Linked DNA regions of Homo sapiens: regions 2 and 3 are each linked to region 1. Evidence: chromatin contacts called from ENCODE Hi-C or POLR2A ChIA-PET data. All regions are on one chromosome and are shown on one strand. The core of a region is the stretch at or near the end of the contact, and the rest is flanking DNA. Distances in the headings are between cores, read along the strand shown. Region 1 holds the start of ZMYND11 (zinc finger MYND-type containing 11). Region 2 overlaps DIP2C (disco interacting protein 2 homolog C). Region 3 overlaps DIP2C (disco interacting protein 2 homolog C).

Evidence for each region. A loop is a pair of places that touch in the nucleus more often than their neighbours do. ChIA-PET counts read pairs that join two places held with the same protein, here RNA polymerase II (POLR2A). Pooled maps may share reads with other maps.
Region 2: a map of CD4-positive, alpha-beta memory T cell shows a loop between it and region 1 (21-fold over the local background). The contact joins the enhancer-like site here to the promoter of ZMYND11 in region 1. A Hi-C loop is called at or near these places in 2 of 168 maps with a recorded cell type or tissue (CD4-positive, alpha-beta memory T cell and naive thymus-derived CD4-positive, alpha-beta T cell) and 5 of 50 pooled maps. POLR2A ChIA-PET finds 5 or more read pairs at or near these places in 1 of 52 experiments (Panc1).
Region 3: a pooled map shows a loop between it and region 1 (6-fold over the local background). The contact joins the enhancer-like site here to the promoter of ZMYND11 in region 1. A Hi-C loop is called at or near these places in 2 of 37 single-sample maps with no recorded cell type and 9 of 50 pooled maps. POLR2A ChIA-PET finds 5 or more read pairs at or near these places in 1 of 52 experiments (H1).

Annotation. Positions count from the first base shown.
Region 1 is chr10:133,573-138,382 of GRCh38, forward strand. It overlaps ZMYND11 (zinc finger MYND-type containing 11), which reads left to right and starts at 1,883. Exons shown (of 15, transcript NM_001370100.5): 1 at 1,883-1,987. RefSeq lists silencers at 1,125-2,684, 1,132-1,310.
Region 2 is chr10:468,335-473,144 of GRCh38, forward strand. It overlaps DIP2C (disco interacting protein 2 homolog C), which reads right to left. Exons shown (of 37, transcript NM_014974.3): 3 at 4,105-4,215. Among named protein-coding and RNA genes, the nearest start is that of DIP2C-AS2, 160 kb to the right of the region's middle. RefSeq lists an enhancer at 2,074-2,589. Within about 2 kb of position 2,102, at least 3 of the 41 ENCODE cell types and tissues checked have a DNase peak (open chromatin) inside an H3K27ac peak, as active enhancers do.
Region 3 is chr10:448,641-453,450 of GRCh38, forward strand. The region is part of intron 3 of DIP2C (disco interacting protein 2 homolog C); the gene reads right to left. Among named protein-coding and RNA genes, the nearest start is that of DIP2C-AS2, 180 kb to the right of the region's middle. Within about 2 kb of position 2,456, at least 3 of the 41 ENCODE cell types and tissues checked have a DNase peak (open chromatin) inside an H3K27ac peak, as active enhancers do.

The DNA of each region.
Region 1 (4,810 bases), core at 633-3,132:
TTCCTTTTATTGATACGATGTTGTCTTACTCGAGTGCCTTCTCTAAAATACACAGAACCATGCAGTCCTCTATTTTACAGATGAAGTAACAGACTGTTTAAAAAGGTGACTCACTGAAAGCTCTTCATTGTTGGAATTCCTGGCCCAACATTCAAACCAGGCATGGCTTGCTTTTCTTCTGACACGTTTTAACCCCTCTACTAAATTTTTAGCGATATATATTTACTCTTAAAATGAATTACAATTATTCTGTGATGTTCTTTGAGATAATCAAAAACTCTCTGGGATGTATCAGATTGAGGGCTGTGAATAGCATGAAAGATTGTGTTTATTTGACTAGTGTATATCACAGACCTATTCAAGTACCACCCATTTCTAAATTCTAACAGTCTTAGAAACCAGCTGTAGAAGCAGATTGATATATTTTATCAGAATCCCCAAATTCCTACAACCGTCTCTTCCTAATGACTTTTCAGGTGGGGACACGTGCCAAGACGGCCAATAGATACCTGAAACCCGGGGTAGTGCTGAACCTTACTTACACTACGTTTTCTCCTATACACACCTGCCTATAATAAAGTTTAATTTAGAAGTCAGGCACAATGAGAGATTAACAACACTAATAATAAACCAGAACAATTATAACACTATACTGTAGTAAAAGTTATGAGAATGCGGTCTCCCTGAAAACACCTTGCTGTCCTGTACTCACCGAATTTCAGAGCAGAGGACTCTGACTGACAGGTGTTCCCCGACTCCCAGTGGCGAAAGGTCCTCAGGGAAAACAGGTGAACGCTATCAAAGTATGCTTATCTCCGAACCTTTCTTAAACCAGAGTCTTAAGGGATCGTCTCTGATTAGGTCTAGAATTCCTCTCCATAGAAGATAACCTACTTCTCGCGCAAATCTGCAGTGTTCTTGCAGGGCTGCTGATGGGTGGTCCTGTTCTTTTCGCGGTCCTGTTTGCGCAGAGATGAAACGGGGAACTTAGCGTATCCCTACCGCTCTTTTTGATGACAGGAGTAAAGGGCTGTTCAGACTACCTAAACAATGTTGTTAAGAGAAGCACTCGTACTTCTCAGACTTCGCTGTTCCGGACCCCGCGAGCCAGGGGCAGGCACCGGGTCCACCCGGGGCTGAGCTGCGGCGGCGCCTGACAATGCCCCCTCGCGCCCCGGCCTCGGCGCCCGCTCCCGGCTCCAGCGCGCCTGCACGTACGTAGCCTTCACGTGTGTGTGGATACGGAGTGCATGTGTGGAGACAGAGGAATATGCTCCAACAAATTTCGGATAGAGGCGCCGAAGACAGGACGTGGGGAAGGTAGGAGCCGCGTGCACGGCTCCGGCCCCGGGCGGGAGGCGGCCGCGAGCCGGGCCGGCCGCGCGCAAGTCCGGCGCCAGCCGCTAGAGCCCCCAGTGCGCGGCCCGGCCGCGGGGCGCCTCGACCCGACACAATAAACTCCGAGGGCGGGCGGGCCGAGGGGCCGGTGGGGCCGAGCGGCCGCCCCGCGCGCATCGCCATGTGAGCGGCTGCCGCGGCTTCGCGGGGACCCAACTTTCCCGGGCGGCGGCGCCCAACTTCCCGCCGCCCGCTCCGGCCCCGCAGGCCCGCGGCGCCAGGGGAAGACGCGAGTAAGTGCGGGCGGCGGTGCCCTCCCGGCCCTCACCCCGCACGCGGCGACCCGGCCGCCTAGCCTCCCTCGCTCAGGCGCGACCGCGGCGTTCTCTGAGGTGGAGTATTACAAACATGGCGCCCCTCGAGCCCGGAGCCCTTCGCGCGGAGCCGGCGGCGGGGTCCGGGCGGGGGGGAGCCGGGGAGGAGGGAGGAGGCCGGCAGGGAGGAGGAGGAGGCGGCCTGAGCGTCCCCCCCGCCCCCCGCGCCCGTCGCCGGCTCAGGCCCGAGAGGCGCCGGGCGGCGGGAAGGAGGCGGCACCGGAGGGGAGGGCCGGGCGCGGCGGCGGCGGCGGTGGAGGAGCCGGAGCATAATGGTGGGGAAAGCTCGGCGGCGGGGCGGCGGGGCGGGCGGGGGCGTCCGTGGAGATGGCGCGGCCCGCGCGGTGGAGCCTGCCTGGCCGCGGCCTCTGGGGCGGCGGCGGCACCAGTGGGTGCTGACGGTCGCTCGCCCGCTCGCGAAGAGCTCCGAGCTGCCGGGGAGCTTTGTGGATGGCGGGGCGGGCCGGGCCGGCGGGGCCTGCGAGGGCGGCGGCGGGGCCTGCGGAGGCTGCCGGCCCGCGCCCACTCGCCTTGGGCGGCCGCGGAAGAGGCCCCGGGATGAGGCCCCGGAGGACCGCGCGGGGCCTGCTCGGGCCGGGAAGCCGCGGAGTCGCGTGAGCACCGCCCGCCGGGCCCTGTGCCCCGCTTTCGGTCAGGCCTCCTGGGCCCGTGCGCAGTCCGGGCCGGCGGGGAACGCGGCTCCGGGCGTGTGGCGGGCGGAGAGGAAGCGTTTGTCGGCGCGGCACGTCGTGTGCTAGCCCGGGAGCGGCGGGCAGGGCTGGCCCCGAGGCCCGGGGCGGAGATTCGTCGGTCCCCCGGGGCTGTGAGCGACCCCGGCAGCGAGGCCGCCGCCTCAACAGGTCCTCGCGGACCTCCGGGACAGTCCTGTGGGGTCCGCCGCCCTCCTCCCACCCAGAGCTCCGGGGAGAAGCTGCTGAGGACGCGGCTGGGACGAGGGGGGGCGCCGGGACCCGGACTTTCACTTGCAGTCTCTCCTCGCGCTTTTCTCCCGAGCCGGGAGGAGGAGGAGCTGGCGATGTGTGCGCCGTGCCCGGTGTCTTTTGCAGAGTGACCGCCGTACCTGTTTTATTCGTGTGTACCAGTGCTCGTTGTGCAGTGCGGTGTCCTATGCGGTGGGTACGCAGTACCGGGGATTATATATGGTGTGTACTCTGTGTCATATGCAGTGTGCTCGAAGTACCCGGTGTCGTACCGGCTATCATACACGGTGTGTACATGTATCTTCCTCGCTTAGGCTGTGCACTCAGCCCCCGGTATTGTGTGCAGTAGGTGCCTGGTACCCTGCTGCCATATGAGCTGTGCGTGTGGTACTCCATGTTATATACGAGTGTATGTAGTATCTGGATAGTATTGAATATATTTACCTTACCTGTTGTCACATACAGTGTGTATGTAGTACCTGGTGTCATATATGCGGTGTGTATAGTACCAGGTGTCATATACTGTGTGCACACAGTACTTGGGGTCATATATGGTGTGTACATAGTATCCTTTCACACTGTGTATGCAGCACCCAGTGTCATATACAGCCCTTACGCGGTTCCCGGTATTTTGTGCAGTATGTGCACGGTACCGTGCTGCCATATGCGGTGTGTATGCAGTATTCAATGTCATATACGTTAGGTATATAGTATCTGGTGTCATATACAGTGTATATACACTACCTGGTGTTATCTATGTTTTGTATATATATCTGGTGGCATGTACAGTATGTATACATTACATAGTGTTATATATGGTGTGTAGGTAGTACCCAATGTCATATGCCATGCATATATGGTACCCAATGTCATATGCACCATGCATGCACTATCCTTGTCACATAAGCTGTACTCAGTGTCAGATGCAGTGTGTACCTAGTACCGAGTGTCATATGTACTGTGTACACAGTACCCACTGTCATATTCAGGGTATCTAGTACCCTGGGTCATATACAGTGTGTACATGGTATCTGGTGTCAAGAATGTGAGCCTGGAGGAGATACCCAGGTGGCCCATTCAGGACCCTGCTGGTAGGAGGGAGTGGTGCAGGTTGGGTTTTTAGGGAGGTCTAGAGCCCTTGGTCCTCCTCACTTAGGTGTTCTGCATCCCACAGTAAGCTGAGTCATATGGAGGCAAGAACATTCTTAAAAATAATTTAATCTGTTTGTCCAAAAGCAGAAAGTAAATGTTTACTTGTTTTCCTGTAAACTGAGAAATATAGTAATTTTAGCTTAGTAATTATGGTGTGCACAACGTTTTCAGATTTTTGAGGTTGATTTTAATTAATGGTTGGATGTTATCAGGGAGATAGTGTTGGTTGTACTTTGAAAGTTGAAAAGTTAGAGTGCTTTCTGGTAGGCAGGGTCATCTTTGTAGTTTTTCTGAATGTCTTTTTACAAGCAGGAGAAAAAATATGAATGTCTGTAGAGGCATTTAATTTGCCTTGTCTTTGACTAACTGGCACAGGTTACATTATAGTTGTTATTTTTGGTTGACTCATCTTTATAAGATGACCAGGCTAGAGAATCAGAGATCAGAGGATATGGGATGTGATTATGACAGAATCAAAATATTTGTCTTGCTTGACTCTGTTACTTAAAGGATTTCTGTATTTCACATGGTGCTTTTCCCCCATAGAGATTGCTCATATGAAAACCAACTCTTCCTTTTACAGTCTCTAAATTGGACAATTTATTTTTGCAATTACCATTTGTGAGGTGTTTAAATAAATGTACATGTACGAGCTTCCAGCTTCACAAAAAGAAATCAATTAAAATGTTAAAATTTAGTTCTTTCATTCATACTGAATACCATTCTGTTGGCGTTTTTTTTTTTTTTTTTGAGATGGAGTCTTGCTCTGTCGCTCAGGCTGGAGTGCAGTGGTGTGATCTCGGCTTACTGCAACCCCTGCCTCCCAGGCTTAAGCGATTCTCATGCCTCAGCCTCCCGGGTAGCTCGTACTACAGGCATGTGCCACCACACCTGGATAATTTTTTGTATTTTTAGTAGGGGGCCGGGGTGGGGGTGGTTTGCCATGTTGGCCAGGTCTCAGACTCCTGGCCTCAAATGATCCACCTGCCTTGGCCTCCCAAAGTG
Region 2 (4,810 bases), core at 852-3,351, 330 kb after region 1:
GGTGGCTGCCATGACACATAAAGGGGAGTTGCTCTGTGTTGGCTACAGAAAATGAGAACCCCACCTGAGACTTCACAGGCAATGCAAAGGTCATGGGGTGCGCTCCATATGCCAATCAGTCATTATTGATTAAAACAAAGATGAGACCAGGTGCAGTGGCTCACACCTGTAATCCCAGCACGTTGGGAGGCCAAGGCAGGTGGATCACTTGAGGTCGGGAGTTCTAGACCAGCCTGACCAACATGGAGAAACCCTGTTTCTACTAAAAATACAAAATTAGCAAGGCATGGTGGCGCATGCCTGTAATCCCAGCTACTTGAGAGGCCGAGGCAGGAGAATCGCTTGAACCCACGAGGCAGAGTTTGTGGCGTGACCTGTGTCACACCACAGAGATCACACCATTGCACTCCAGCCTGGGCAACAAGAGTGAAACTCCATCTCAAAAACAAACAAAAAAAGATGAGTACCCAACTTTTAAAAACTACAACGGCATCCATGGAGTAATAGTGCTTTCCATTATATCTCAAATAAATGACACTTCAAGGACTGTCTTCCTAATCGTTCATAGTATCTTCTACACAGTAAGGCAAATTCTACCACCTGTAACCTATACACAGTAAGCTTGATTCCCTAAAGAGAAGGAGCTGTGGAATTGGAGACCATCATCTGTGCAGGTGCATGAGCTGACACCTTGGTGTCACCCTGGGTGCAGAATTGGAGACCATCATCTGTGCAGGTGCATAACTAGGACATCTCGGATTCACCCTGGGAGCAGAATTGGAGACCATTATCTGTGCAGGTGCATAAGCTGGACATCTCGGAGTCACTCTGGGTGCAGAATCGGAGACTATCCTCTGTGCAGGTGCATAACTAGGACATCAAGGTCACCCTGATTTCCTCTCATGTTCCTCCATATTAACCCAACCTTCAGGTCCTATTGCTATTATCTTTTGAGCATTTCTCAAATCTCACTGGTACTGATTTTTTTTTTTTTTTTTTTGAGACACAGTCTCACTCTGTCGCCGAGGCTGGAGTGCAGTGGTATGATCTCAGGTCACGGCAACCTCCACCTCCCGGGTTCAAGAGATTCTCCCACCTCAGCCTCTGGAATAGCTGGGATTACAGGCATGCACCACCATGCCTGGCTAATTTTTGTATTTTTCATAGAGATGGGGTTTCGCCATGTTGGCCACACTGGTCTTGAACTCCTGAACTCAAGTGATCTGCCCGCCTCGGCCTCCCAAAGTGCTGGGACTACAGGCATGAGCCACAGCACCCAGCCCTGACAGATATCTCTTAAGTACACATCAGTTTCAGGCATTCAGGGTTGTTTGGACTCCCCCACTTTCAGCCCATGCTCCATGCTGCTGCTAAAGTGATCTTCAAACCCTGACTGGCCCCCACTGTCCCTTCACCTAAAATATTCTAGTGGATCCCATCATCTTCAGGATCAAGTCCAAATTCCCGAGCGTGATGCACAAGATGCTATAACCCAGCCGCTCCTACCTAACTTCTTGCCGTTCCCCAAATGTGTCACACTCCCTCATCTTCCTTCAAAATATAGAAGCCAGGCAGTATTTCAGGTGCTTGGCCTACACGAATGAACAGAACAGAGATCCTGGCCTGTGTGGACCTCGTATTCTTATGGAAGAAAGTGAGAGGTGGGGAGGTGGATGGTGGAAGAATGGCTGAGTAGTGGGGTAAATGGATGAAATGTTTGATAGATGGACGGATGGTGGACGTAAATGGATGCTTGATAGGTAAGTAGATGATTGGCGAATATGTAGACAGATGCAGAGAGGTTGATAAATGGATGGATGATTGACAGGTAGGTAAATAACGAATACACAGACATGCAGATAGACAGAGTATCATGTGGTTATAATGGCGATGGAGACATGAGTCAGGATGGGGAACGGGAGAGATTGTGTGTGAAGAGGCGCCATATTTCACAATTTTACAAAAACAGGAGAAATGAACCGTGCTTCTCACGTTGGGTCTAGCTTCCCCTCCAGAGCAGAGCCTGCAGACTCTGAGCTGAAGTGTCGGTCTCCTCCACCCATCCTGCCACTCTCAGCCACCCCCTCTGCCATGTGCCTCTCTCTTCCACACCTTCCTGCCTTTGAAGAGGTGAGGTAAGGTGCACGGATGAACAGAAAACGCACCCCAAGCCAAGAGATAACCATCTCCTACTACACCCACCTCTCTCAGGCTTTTATCAAGAGAGAAGACCGTGAGACAACCACAACCCGCCATGCTTATCTCGTGGAGTAGCTGGGATTGTGAAGATGGCATGATCCGAAGGTAAACACAGGGTTTATCAACACCCCTGCAGCATCGTGGAGAGAGAGAGAATGTAGGAAACACGCAGTGGCGACTGACGCGGATCTCCTGTGTGGTAAGATGGCCGGCCAAAGATGGGCTTGCATCCTCCTGCGAGGAGCGACCCCGTGTGATCGTCAGCCATTGGACAGCCTCCCTGAACTTCAGTTTCCTCATCTATAAAATGGAAGATAGACCCCCACTGGCCTCTGTGAGAACTGAAGCCATGTGAACTCAGCCTGCGTGCATGTCTGGGTGTGTTGTGTGTTCACAGACAGGGTGTCTGCATGGCAGCACTGACACACAGTGAGGGAAGCGTTGGTCACAGGCTGACAGTACGCAGGTGCCTCCACACTCCTGAACTCGACAGGGGCCTCCGAGACACCCACATGAGTAAGAGAAGGTCTCAATATGTGTCGGGGCTTAAGACAGGTGTGAAACAACAGAGGGTGGATTTGGGAACAAATTCTCCTTCATTCCATCCGCACACATTTTCCTGGGTCACAGCCTCCTTGGAGAAGGCAGCAGGGGCGCCCAGGAGGTGGCACCAGCTTTTCATTCAGGCTCTCAGGTGTGTCCTCTTTTGCATGGGTGACACTCTCTGAGGCCATAAAATCTCCTCTCCAGAAAGAGGAGCAGAGCCAGGAGGCCAGGCAGACGGCAACTGAGGATGCAGAAGCAGCTAATCACATGAGCCTGCATGGACAGAGAGATTCATTACAGCACGACTGACACTCACAGGCTTCCTCGACCACCAGGTGAGTTCCGAGACTCACAGGCTTTCCTCGAACACCAGGTGAGTTCCGTCATCCCTTAGCCTCACTTTTTTCTTCTGACACAGAAGACAACAGTCACGACTTCACCTGCTTATCATGAAAGCTCCATGTGAGAACAATGTGAGGATGCCAGTGAAGGGCATTTGCAAAACAAAGGGATTCACGAATCGGGTCCATCACCAGCGATCGCCCCTACCCTCACCGGTGCCCTGGGAACTACAAAAGAATTCACAGGTAATTTTCTTTTAAAGAAGCAACTTTAACCTACATGTTGGAAAAACTCTCTCAGAATAATTCAAACATTAATCACAGCCTGAGTTTTTGTTGTTGTTGTTTTTGAGATGGAGTTTTGCTCTGTTGCCCAGGCTGGAGTGCAGTGGCGTGATCTCGGCTCACTGCAACCTCCGCCTCCCAGGTTCAAGCATTTCTCCTGCCTCAGCCTGATGAGTAGCTAGGACTACAGGTGCCCACCACCACGCCCGACAGCCTAAGTTTTCTGTTGCTAAATTAATGAAATTTCAGCTGGCCAAGCCCAGGTGGCACTGGCAACTCAGTCTCCAGACAACCCTGTGCAGACGGCATCATAAAACACAGATGAAAGACAGGAAACACATAACAATGTATGGTTTTCATTTCTGTTTAGAAAAGTAGACCTAGAAAACAAATCACTGATGGTAAGAAAAAGAAAAAACTATACTAGCAACCACGATTAAAAAGTTATTTAACAGTGACACCTAAAAAAGAAAAATTTGGCACGAGATTATAATCTTTTTAATTAATATGCAATTCTGAATAGTAGCCAACATGGGCTTGTAAACCACGTGAAGAGCTATTTACCGGACACTGGCGTCTCCCGAGAGGGTGTGTCCGTGCAGAAAGCTGGAGGCCCCTCGCGTGCTGCAGGTCCACGCCCACTGCACTTCTGCCTCGCCCAGTGGCTGGGCACAGGCACCGTCCTGGCACAGGTGGCAGATGGACGTATTGTATCACCCCACCCCGTGCTTACCTGACCGATAGCGCTCATCTCGTGACCCTGAAGACCGTCGGCGGTGGTAGCGAGAGGCGGAGGAAGGAGTGACAGGAGCCCGGCGTTCTTGCGGCAAAGCTTGGTCCACCCCTGGATTTCAATAAAAACAGCAGAGTGAGGTGTGACTGTACTCAGCGGAGTCAGCAGACTCTAACAAATCATGCCCTCCATCCCCACAGCAAAGCCAGAGCTACCCACGGGACTGGGCATGGCGGCGCCTCAGAGCCCACAGACAGGAGGGCCAGGACTGAGGAGGAAGCTCTCCCACCGCCAGGGAGACCCCTCCTGGCTAGACGCCGCCACGGTCCCTTTCACAGCACAAAGGTCCACTGACAGGCAGGGAGAGACACAAACTCAGCCACAGGTGGCAACTGAATTCCTGGGAGTCAGGATTAGAGCAACAGGGCCCAAGACATAGACTCAAGTTATGACCTTTTAATGTAATAAATATACAGAATGAGCTGTATAAGCTCTTAAGAAAATTTAAAAGTATATTTGTTATTAAAGTAATTGTTAAAATAAATCTTAGATAATAATTTAACAATATAATTCAGGTAACCAGGACATACCATGAACGTCCAGCTTTGCTCATTCCAGATTACTCTCTGGAAACTTACTCCATTGGATGCCAAGTGTTTTAACAGATTATGTTCGACTATGAATCACAATTACTTGGTGAATAACA
Region 3 (4,810 bases), core at 1,206-3,705, 320 kb after region 1:
ACAGTGGGGCAAGCAGGACCCACTCACCCCTGTCGATATTCAGGATCACACACAGTGGGGCAGCAGGACCCGCTCACTCCCATCAATACTCATGATCACACACAGTGGGGCAGCAGGACCCACTCACCCCTGTCGATACTCAGGATCACACACAGTGGGGCAGCAGGACCCACTCATCCTCATCTATACTCAGGATCACACACAGTGGGGCAGCAGGACCTGCTCACTCCCGTCGATACTCAGGATCACACACAGTGGGGCAGAAGGACCCACTCATCCTCATCTATACTCAGGATCACACACAGTGGGGCAGCAGGACCTGCTCACTCCCGTCGATACTCAGGATCACACACAGTGGGGCAGAAGGACCCACTCATCCTCATCTATACTCAGGATCACACACAGTGGGGCAGCAGGACCTGCTCACTCCCGTCGATACTCAGGATCACACACAGTGCGGCAGCAGGACCCACTCATCCCTGTTGATACTCAGGATCATATACACTGGGGCAGCAGGACCCACTCACCCCTGTCAATACTCAGGATCACATACAGTGGGGCAGCAAGACCCACTCACCCCCGTCGATACTCAGCGGCATCCTTTACCACTTAAGGGACTTTCAAGCTCATCTTGTGTAACAAAAGTCGACTTCTCCACCTCCCCATACAAAGGCAAGATGTTATTTAGGCAAACAAAATTAACGATCAAGTAAAGAAATGCTTACAATTTTCTCTTCTGAGAAAATTTGTTTTTAGTGACTGCGGCTATCAAGGCACACACTTGCATATTATACATAATACTGCTTGTGGCCAAAGTCACGGTACTTTCCTACTCTTAAATAATTTATCAAGAGTCCTGAAAAGTGAGTATCTTAAAGAGAAAAGTGGTATGTGGCTTACTCCAGGCTAAGGAGTGAGTAAGGCAGCCTATTCTTGTGAAATATGTGATTTTTCTACAGGAAGGGGAATATCACACTCTGGGGACTGTGGTGGGGTCGGGGGAGGGGGGAGGGATAGCAGTGGGAGATATACCTAATGATAGATGACACGTTGGTGGGTGCAGCGCACCAGCATGGCACATGTATACATATGTAACTAACCTGCACAATGTGCACATGTACCCTAAAACTTAAAGTATAATTAAAAAAAAAAAAAAAAGAAGTAAACACATTCAGTTACCTAATTCCATGAAGAAAATATTAATAAACTATTAATAAAAACACATACACACACACAACTACAGTCATGTGCCAAATAAAGATGTTTCAGTCAACAACAACAAAAAAAAAAAAAAAAGAAAATCTGAGAACAAGATATCATTGTGAGATTGTTATCTCCAGGAAGGAGTGAAATGGGTGCTGGGAAATTGAGGGAGCCTTGGAACAGGAATCTCACCATCTCGAATGGGGAATCCAGCAAATGGGAAAACAGTCGCTCTGATTCACGGACGTTTCTGAAAGCTTCACGTCCACTCCATGTTGCATTTGAATGACTTTTCTCCTTGTGATGTGGACCCGACACAAGAGAGGTCCCACGTAGACATTCGGCATTTGTCAGGGTCTGGCACCGTGGCTCACTTCCACAGATTTAACATGTTTATGTATAAATTACAATGGTCCCGTGTTGCATTTGAATGACTTTTCTTCTTGTGATGTGGACCCGACACAAGAGAGGTCCCACGTAGACATTTGGCACTTGTCAGGATCTGGCACCTTGACTCACTTCTACAGATTTAAGATGTTTACGTATCAATTACAATGGCTCAACTGTATAAAAGCTGGTATCAGTTATGGATCAATTCCCTTATTTCTCTCTTGGGCCACACTTCCTGCTTCTGCAGAACATATCACTTGGCTGCAACACACAATGTTGACATTGAAAATAAAAAAGACTGTATAAAAATGATGCAGAGAATTCTTCTGAAAGGCCACTGGGACACACACTTTGTTGGTGATCAGCTGTCTACTAGCAGCAGCAAGAGAGACAGAGCTCCACGCATGAGCAGCCACAGCACCTGGGTCTGTGACCCACACCAAGACCCCCAGGGTGACGACAGGCCAACCAACAGCCTTGGAAAGTACACTTCCTTCCCAGAAGAGCTTCCCAAGAGAAAACAGAAACACTGATAATTGCAGGCATTTCCATGACTGGTCTGGAACAATGAAACCACTCACCTCCAACAAGGAACACATCTTGTTTCAACTGAGGCAACTAAAAAGACGAAGGAAATAGCACAAAAGCCAGGTTGGTTCTGTCACTTACACACACACAGACATGTACAGGTCTGTATGTGCGTACATGTATGTATATGTCCATATGTGTGGGTATAAAATATACTGTCTATGCCTCAATAACGGCATCGTCTAAATTCAGCCTGTGAGTTCCTCAGGGCCAGGGAGGGAGTCTCAAAGCCCATCTCTGCAGCACCGGGCTGTGCTCCCCAGCCCCTGCCTGTGGGCGGTGACTGGTGAAGCAACAAACCCTCCCAGCCCTGTTCCTTCTACACCACATCCGGAACAGGCGTACGTACACCTGGTATAGAAAGCTCCCACAGCCTGAACAGATCATTCGATTCTAAGTCAGGTTAACCTAATCTCTGCAGTGCAGTCCTACAAACAGATTTTCAAAAAGTTACCAAACCACCACCTCAAACCTCAACACTTTGTCTACTTGGAAAGAGGACGTGGGACTGGGATTTACTCGGCCACCAAAACACTCACAGGGTATTATCCTATCGCCCTTCAGTGCCCAGAATAATCATGTGGTCTCTCGCAGTAAAAACAAAACCACAACCACCGCAACCCAGCTTTTCTTCAAGTTGTAGGGAGTTTTACAGCCTCTTTCTATGTGGTCTTTCTTTTTGCCCCAAACTGGATATTCTTTTTACTTTCTCCTTATTTCCTGACTATAATTTAATCAATGTAATTAAAGTGCTTGTGTTAGAAGCAATTTTACTTAAAAAGAATTGAAAGAACTACATCAAAATATTAACAGTAGCCATTTCAGGATGACAAGATGACAACGTATTGTTTTTTGTTCATTCTCTTCAACATTTGCGAAGTTTTCTGCCTTGAGTGTAACCACTTTTGCCATCAGAGGTTACATATAGTGCTTGATGGAATGAGGCCATAGAGCACACACACCACCCTCTAACACAAAGCAATCATGTGGGGAAGGATGGAGACACAGGAAAGGTACATCTTGAAGAAATGCGGGTTTTTTTCCATAAAGGCAAAAGACATTTTAAGAAATGTTTGCACCATACACAAGTCTGCTACATTTGGTCAAAAAACTGAGAAAACAGTAACAGAAGAATACTTCTGCCCACAAGGAGACCAGCACACCCAGCTCAGGGCGACACAAGGAGACCAGCACACCCAGCTCGGGGCGACTCCAGACGAGGACAGAGAGTGGTTTCCTCACAGCTGACCCACAGGATCGGGTAACACGAGCAGGAGGGAAGCATGGGGACCACAAAGATGTCAGACTGTGGACTGCACAGCAGAAGACAGCAACACAAACCAGTGGAGTCACTAAAAACAATTGCAAAAAGATGTCTACATTCTGCTTTAACCGGAAATCAGTGGCACAGTGACACTTCAAAACATCCATAAACAGCACCCTGAAGATTCCGTCAGACTCTACATGGAACAATGTTAAGGCAAATAATGATAACGGGATAGCGCTAAGGGGTCTTCTCAGTGCAGACCCTTAGAGCGCGCACTAACCCCATCATCAAAACACGGCAAACACGTGGAAAAAGGACAACCTGCCCAGGGGTGAAGAGCAGCTTCTGAAGCACGCAGTGTAATTATGAGTGACTAAAGTGAGTCAGAATCTACCTCCATGTGCTAAGTTGTTGCTGTGTTTAATAATCCCAGTCCAACTCAAAATATCCAAGCCAGAAAGGAGCATCCGGCCACTAACATCTACAATAGCGATTAAATGGACAGCGCTTTGTCGAAAGACCTTTCACAACGTGACACCTAGAGGGAAGCGAAGCAACCAAGCCACGATGGCCCCCTGGTTCCTCTCGCTGCTCCTCCTGGGTCCTCAGCACAGCCGGGTGGCTCTGCTGGTGCCCTCCTGCAGAGAAAACACCACACACCGCTACTGAGGAGGTCTCTTATGACATCCAGCTTAAAAGGCCGCATGTCCACTGGCCAGTGGCCCAAATCCCACAGGTGAGGCGAGAGAAGAGGGATAGACTTGACCACAGGGCACGGGGCAGGATGGACCCATCTCCCTTGAGAGCCAACGCCAGCGGATCACCGGGAGGCCTGGCCAGTCTGAGGCCCCAGTGCGAGGAAGGGGGCAGTGTTGGATTAACACACAGTGCTGGAAAGGGTATGAGCTGAGAACAAAGACGTTTACAGAGCTCTGCATAAAACCCAGATCACTGTGAGAAGAGCTCATAAGATGAAGAACTTTTAGGAAAATATAACATGGGTAAACAGGTTGCTACAAAACAAATATTCCCTTGAAAACACAATATCCTTTTCATAAAATGAGCTGATAAATGAAATCTAGCAGCTGTGCAGCATCAGAAATCCATTACAGCATCTGATCAAGCGTCCTCCAAAGCCTTAATTACAAATGCCCTGAATACAGTTTTACCCGGCCACATGAATGAGACACCAGATGAGAGGCCGTGGAATGGAAACAATGAGAAACAGAAATCTCTCGGGTGAAGGTACCAGGCAGGATTGCAGCGGAGTCAACAGACATGTGTGCAAACATCACGAGAGTAACAAGATTTGCTGGTCATGCTGGACATACAGTGTCAAAGACTCCAGCAAATGCCTGAAAT